Linked DNA regions of Homo sapiens: region 2 is linked to region 1. A link is a loop called in an ENCODE intact Hi-C map of the cell type or tissue named here. Cell type or tissue: K562. All regions are shown on one strand. Links, peaks and the distances in the headings refer to the core of each region. The heading gives the core; the rest is flanking DNA. Region 1 holds the start of CFH (complement factor H). Region 2 overlaps KCNT2 (potassium sodium-activated channel subfamily T member 2).

What was found. Peaks named below come from ENCODE experiments on the same cell type or tissue, not always from the same donor. Only the 100,000 strongest peaks of a DNase experiment are listed, where the experiment ranks them.
Region 2: it touches region 1 in a loop (7-fold over the local background); 2 of 110 quality-filtered maps call a loop at or near these places.

The regions. Positions count from the first base shown.
Region 1 is chr1:196,651,760-196,654,660 of GRCh38, reverse strand. CFH (complement factor H) reads right to left here and starts at 2,618. Exons shown (of 22, transcript NM_000186.4): 1 at 2,486-2,618. The coding sequence starts at 2,543. In K562, for the core only: no CTCF peak of the experiment used is centred there; no DNase peak of the experiment used is centred there; H3K4me3 peaks cover 833 bases.
Region 2 is chr1:196,493,630-196,496,564 of GRCh38, reverse strand. All of the region lies in intron 1 of KCNT2 (potassium sodium-activated channel subfamily T member 2), which reads left to right. Among named protein-coding and RNA genes, the nearest start is that of MIR4735, 87 kb to the left of the region's middle. In K562, for the core only: no CTCF peak of the experiment used is centred there; no DNase peak of the experiment used is centred there; H3K4me3 peaks cover 1,502 bases.

The sequences.
Region 1 (2,901 bases), core at 402-2,901:
AATTTCTGGGCTGTGGCCTAATTTCATATAGTACACAATTGTTAGACCCTAAATCTAAAAAATCTGCTTGGTCATAATATATTCAAAACCTTGGTCATACTATATTTCAAAAAGGTGAAATTAGGTGGTACGATTGAGAAACTGTTATTTTAAACTTTGTCCTGTAAATCTGACCCAATTCTTAGTAGCCTGCAGTGACCCCCTGAGCCAGACTGTTAAAACAAGGAGGCAATTAACGTTCCTACACAATTGGAAATGTTATTGTAGACAATATATTGCATTAGAAAGGTTCTATGTAGTACCCAATATATTAAAAAAAGAAAACAAATAGAAAGCTGAAATTACAAATTATTCCTGCTGGCTATAATTCTTTCTTAGTAATGAATAGTGTTTTTTTTGAAGAAAGTTCACTCTTAACAGAGCAGAAGTAATGCTAAAATGTTATGCTGTTGAATAAAGCAGATTGTGATAGTATTCAAACTATCTTCTCAATTTGGTATTCAGTATTCAATGTGGAAAATATAAACAGAAGCAAATATTGAAATATATGTGAGTATTTTTCATGATCAAAGCTACTCTGTTAAGTAAAAATTTTTTAGATATGGTAGATTAATAGAACTGATGGACATCTCGAACTAGTTTAGTTTCAGAGAGTATTTGGGAAACAAGGAATAAATTAGGAGTCTGATATCCACTGAAAATTCATGTAGTTTTTCTCCATTGGCTTTTGCATTACATGTGCTTTTATGAAAATTATGAGGCTGGCCTAAGCATTGCTTTAAATACAAAGTTGTGCTTTATCTTTTAGGAAATAATCAGATTTATATCATTTTCACCATAACATATATAGTGCCGATGTTCAATTCACCAGTAGAAACTGATACCACATTTAAACACACATTGATGAAAAATAAAATAAAAGTGAAACAAGTCAGCAATAATCAATTATGTAAATAAGATGTTTAAATCACTATTGTTTAATTATCACATATACTTTGATGTACTCTATTTTAATAATATTTCAAATTCAACTTTTTAATAACTTAAACTGTTTATTAAACTTGCCATTGATTCTTGATTTTAAAGATTAGAAATAAAACAAATCTCCCTTATATGACAAATGGTATCTATGTAAAACTGGAGCAAACAGTATGTAGGTATGAAACGTTAGAAACATTCCCATAAATTTAGTAAGAAAAGACAGAAATATTTACACAAAGAAACAGAAAAAGATGTCTTTTACAATAGGTAATATTGACATTGTTCTGGAACTGTTTGTAAATACAAAAAGGTTTCATTTTAAAATACTAATTATAATATTTATATGTACAAGGAAATAATTGTTTTCTTCATTTAAAAAGTGGCTACATATAAAGTTTACAAGCCAAAGAACAAGCAATAACATTAGAAAATATAACTGAAAATAATTCAACCTTTCAAAAGGTATTAAACATATTTGAATATTTTTTAAATTACCAAAGTGTATAACTATAAGAATATATCTGCTTTTATTTTCTAGATTGGAAGACTGAAACAGAGATTTGTATTATTTGCTAATATTCTTCAGTTCCTAGAGGCTATGTAATGGTCACTCAATCAAAATTTCTTTACTAAGTGAAAAGATTTTAGAAATTATGAATAATATGTAATTCATTCAGTTTAAAAATGTTTACCAAATATCTATCACATAACTGGTTACCTATCAAAAACTAGGAAAGCAAACCTCCTCCAAGAATAAGCTTTTTAATCTATCAAGAAGCAGTGATATAATTAAATTTTATTATGAATCCAGAAATTGTCTTACTGAGGTCAGAAAAAAACTCCTACATTCATATTCACTACTCCAAAAGACTGCTCTTCAAGAATATATGTTATATACAACTACAGGAAAAAAATCTCTATTGAACAACTTAACTGTTACAAATATTGTATATTCAATTGGGTTTCAAATTTATATAATATTTTTATTCTGATAATACAAGTAATACTTGTCTACAAGAATTCTAAGGTCATGACAATATCAGTTGTAAATGATAAATGAATTTTTATTTAGGAAGAGTTAAAATCATATTTGAAATAAATCTAATCATTATGATTTGATGGCTTTTATTGACTATGTATATTCACATCCTTCTTAATGCTTTCACATAATACATTTTGGTTATACTCCTAAGCAAAAAAGTAAATTACATTTTATGATAATTACAAGGGAAATGATTATTCCAGATCATAGTTTTTCAGAAATGTTTATTAAAACATTTTATTCTATTTTATATTAAATATAATTATGATGAATATTTAGATATACCATTCAAATAAGGTTCTTACATTTTTTAAACTCAACAATGTCAAAAGCCACTCAATTGTCAAGTTACAGAATACTTAAGCACATTTTCTAAATCAAATTTTTATTACTCCTGTGAAAAGCATCATTAGCAAATGTTTCATAATACAGTTTTCAGAAAAGAGTCTCTTTTAATCTTACCTTCTGCTACACAAATAGCCCATAACATAAGGCAAATAATCTTTGCTAGAAGTCTCATTTTTTGGATCTTTTAAGAGGACATTTACCAGCTAACTCTGTTCACAACGTCCAGTTCTCCTCTTCCAAGAATTGTGATTAGTGCAGGAAAGAACTTGCTGCAAAAGGAAGTTGAAACTAGATGCTCCGCCTATCAGAAACTTTTGCAAAGTAAATAAAAAATCAACCACAAGCCACAAGCCCAGAAATGCCAGAAGTTAAACCCAATTCTCACTGCACTCCCACTAAATGTTAATGCTGTGACCGGCTCTTGGACTTTTTCTTATTAAGCTAGGGAAATTCTCCGTTGGAAAATGTTCATGTTCTTGGTATGTGCAAATCAGCAGCTGGTGATATCCTCTGGATTTCATAAACCCTTC
Region 2 (2,935 bases), core at 200-2,699, 160 kb after region 1:
CATTTTTGTGGCCAGTAGAAACCTAACTCTTGTTTACATCAATTAGCCTATGGTGAAATTGGATTTGTTATCTATCATTTCTTTTTTTTTTTTTTTTGAGACAGAGTCTTGCTCTGTCGCCCAGGCTGGAGTGCAGTGGCACGATCTCGGCTCACTGCAACCTCTGCCTCTCAGGTTCACGCCATTCTCCTTCCGCAGCCTCCAGAGTAGCTGGGACTGCAGGTGCCCACCACCATGCCCGGCTAATTTTTTGTATTTTAGTAGAGCTGGGGTTTCACCATGTTAGCCAGGATGGTCTCGATCTCCTGACCTCGTGATCCACCCGCCTCGGCCTCCCAAATTGCTGGGATTACAGGTGTGAGCCACCGTGCCTGGCCTATCTATCATTTCTCTTAAAGTCGCAAAGAAGCTATGGATGACATTAAGTGAGGTCTTACTGTAGAAATATTAAAGAACATGTCCATAACTGTCTGTCTAGCAAACCCAAGTAATAAATGTGAAAAAAAAATCACATGTAAGAGAGGTCAACATGGCAGCTATTTCCAATATCAAAACCAAAAAGTTAAAGATTGGAATAAAACAATTTAAAAGGCAACCAAAATTATAAAATAGCCAGAAATAAGTGTCACAAAGAATATATAACATTTACCCAAATAAAATGTTGTTGATCAACATAAAAATAACTATTAAATAGCAAGAACATATTTCAATAGAAGGTACCACCTAATAATGATTGGAATTCCAGTATCTTTTTAAATCAAATAAAATTGCTATTATGGTATTTGAATAAATGTAACAAAATTACTTTAAATTTTAACTTTTGTATAAGCCTTTGACAAAAATGACATCTTAAAAAGTGATGAGAGCAGATTTGCCATAAATCAAAACTCTGTGGTTCTGGGGAAGGTCCAGAAAGAGTACACTAACTTAGTGTAAGAGTACACGAAAGATTACACTAACATAGTCTACTAGATGTAAGTAAATTCAGATAAAGTTAGATGGAGGTAGGGAGGTCAGAAGAAAAGAAGGAAGAGAGGGAGGCAAGATTAAAGGAAGGAAAGGAGGGAGGAAGGAATGGAGGGAGGAGATGAAACCAGTTTAAACTTGAAAAAGGAAGCGGTGAGATTATATTTAAAATAAGTTAAATCATGAAAAACTTTGGGAAGGGTAACCACTAAACTCTGAACTAAATACCTGGGTGCTAAAAAACTGGTGCTGAGGAAGGTCTCAAAAGTACACGCTGTCACTAACATGCCTTGCTGCTAGAAAGAGTTATCATTAAATCAAATTAAAAAAAAAAAAGCTCTACTTTATACTGTAACCAGTAAGCCTAAAGGACATTTTCTGTGCCCAGTATAAGTCATGTATCAAAAAACATTTTGCTTGCATTTTGGCTTTAAATAAAAGTTGTATAATTTCATGTTTTAATATAATCCATGTTTCTCAATGATTATATTGACTCAGAGAGATCGCCAGATTCATTAAGAGTTTTACTTCACATAATTTGATAATTAGATTGGGATTAGGAAATTATTTAATGAGAGACTTCACACCATGCAAAATTGCCTTTGCTCTCAGGAAAAAAAAAAAAGCCAGTGGCTCGCATGCTGTTGTCCAGCCTTTGGCACATTTATAGGTATTGGAGAGCTCTCCACATTGATGGCCATTTCAAAGTTGGATAATTCTCATTCGTAATTCGTGCATTTATCTAATATTCTATTTAATAGAGAATCACATTATGTGTCATTCCATTTTAATAATGTTGGTAACTGAAATATTTAAAGACAACGGTGACTCCTAACTCTTCATAATTACGAATTCTTTCTAGTTTCGCCTACCTTTTCCATATGTGGTATGTTTTCCAGATTCCTCATTATTTTTGTTAAGGCTTTAGATGATCTCATTTCAGTTAAAAAATGCTCCTCTGCGCCTGTAATCCCGGCACTTTGGGAGGCTGAGGTGGGCGGATCACGAGGTCAGGAAATTGAGACCATCCTGACTAACACGGCATGGTGGCTGGCGCCTGTAGTCCCGGCTACTGGAGAGGCTGAGGAGAAGAATGGCGTGAACCCGGGAGGTGGAGCTTGCAGTGAGCTGAGATCGCGCCACTGCACTCCAGCCTGGGCGACAGAGCCAGACTCCGTCACCAAAAAACAACAAAAAAAGGCTCCTCTGTTACATACCCAGTACTGAACTCCAATATTATCTGAAAAATGGACTCATTCTTATAAATTTGGTAATTCTAGGAAGCAAATCTGCATGGCCTTTGCTGAATTATTTGTGTAATAGCCGTATTGTCCTCTCAAATTTGTTTATGTAGCCATAACAAATTTCAACTAGTTTAGCTTTATCTCACTATTTACAGTTACTATATTTAAAATGAACTGACTTTTCATTTGATAAACAAGGGAAACACGTCCAATAATGCATTTCCAAGACACCGATGAAGTTTTGTTTCTGTATGTGTGTGCATGGACTTTTGTAGTATGTATATGTACGTAGATGTGTAGGGTGTGCACATGTGCATGGGCATACAGATGGAAATGTTCTGCTAAAAGATATCATTGCCATTTTAGTGGCTTCTTTAGAACTTCTAGAGAACTTTTCCAACTTCTAGTCTGGAGAAGGTATTAACTAAAGAGAATCTTGCTTACTTTAAAACAATTTCATTTAATATATAAGGTGAAGAAAAAACAAAGTAAGTCAGAATATGATAACGAGGAAATAAAAATAGAAATATATTCTTTAGAGAGAAGATATAAAAGAACATTCAAGTATTTTAGAAGATACAACACATACAGCTTGATTCGTAATTAATTTTAAAAATGCCCTGTTGAGGGTAACATCACACAATGGGGCCTGGGGAAGGGATAGCATTAGGAGAAATACCTAATGTAGATGACAGATTGATGGATGCAGCAAACCATACACATGG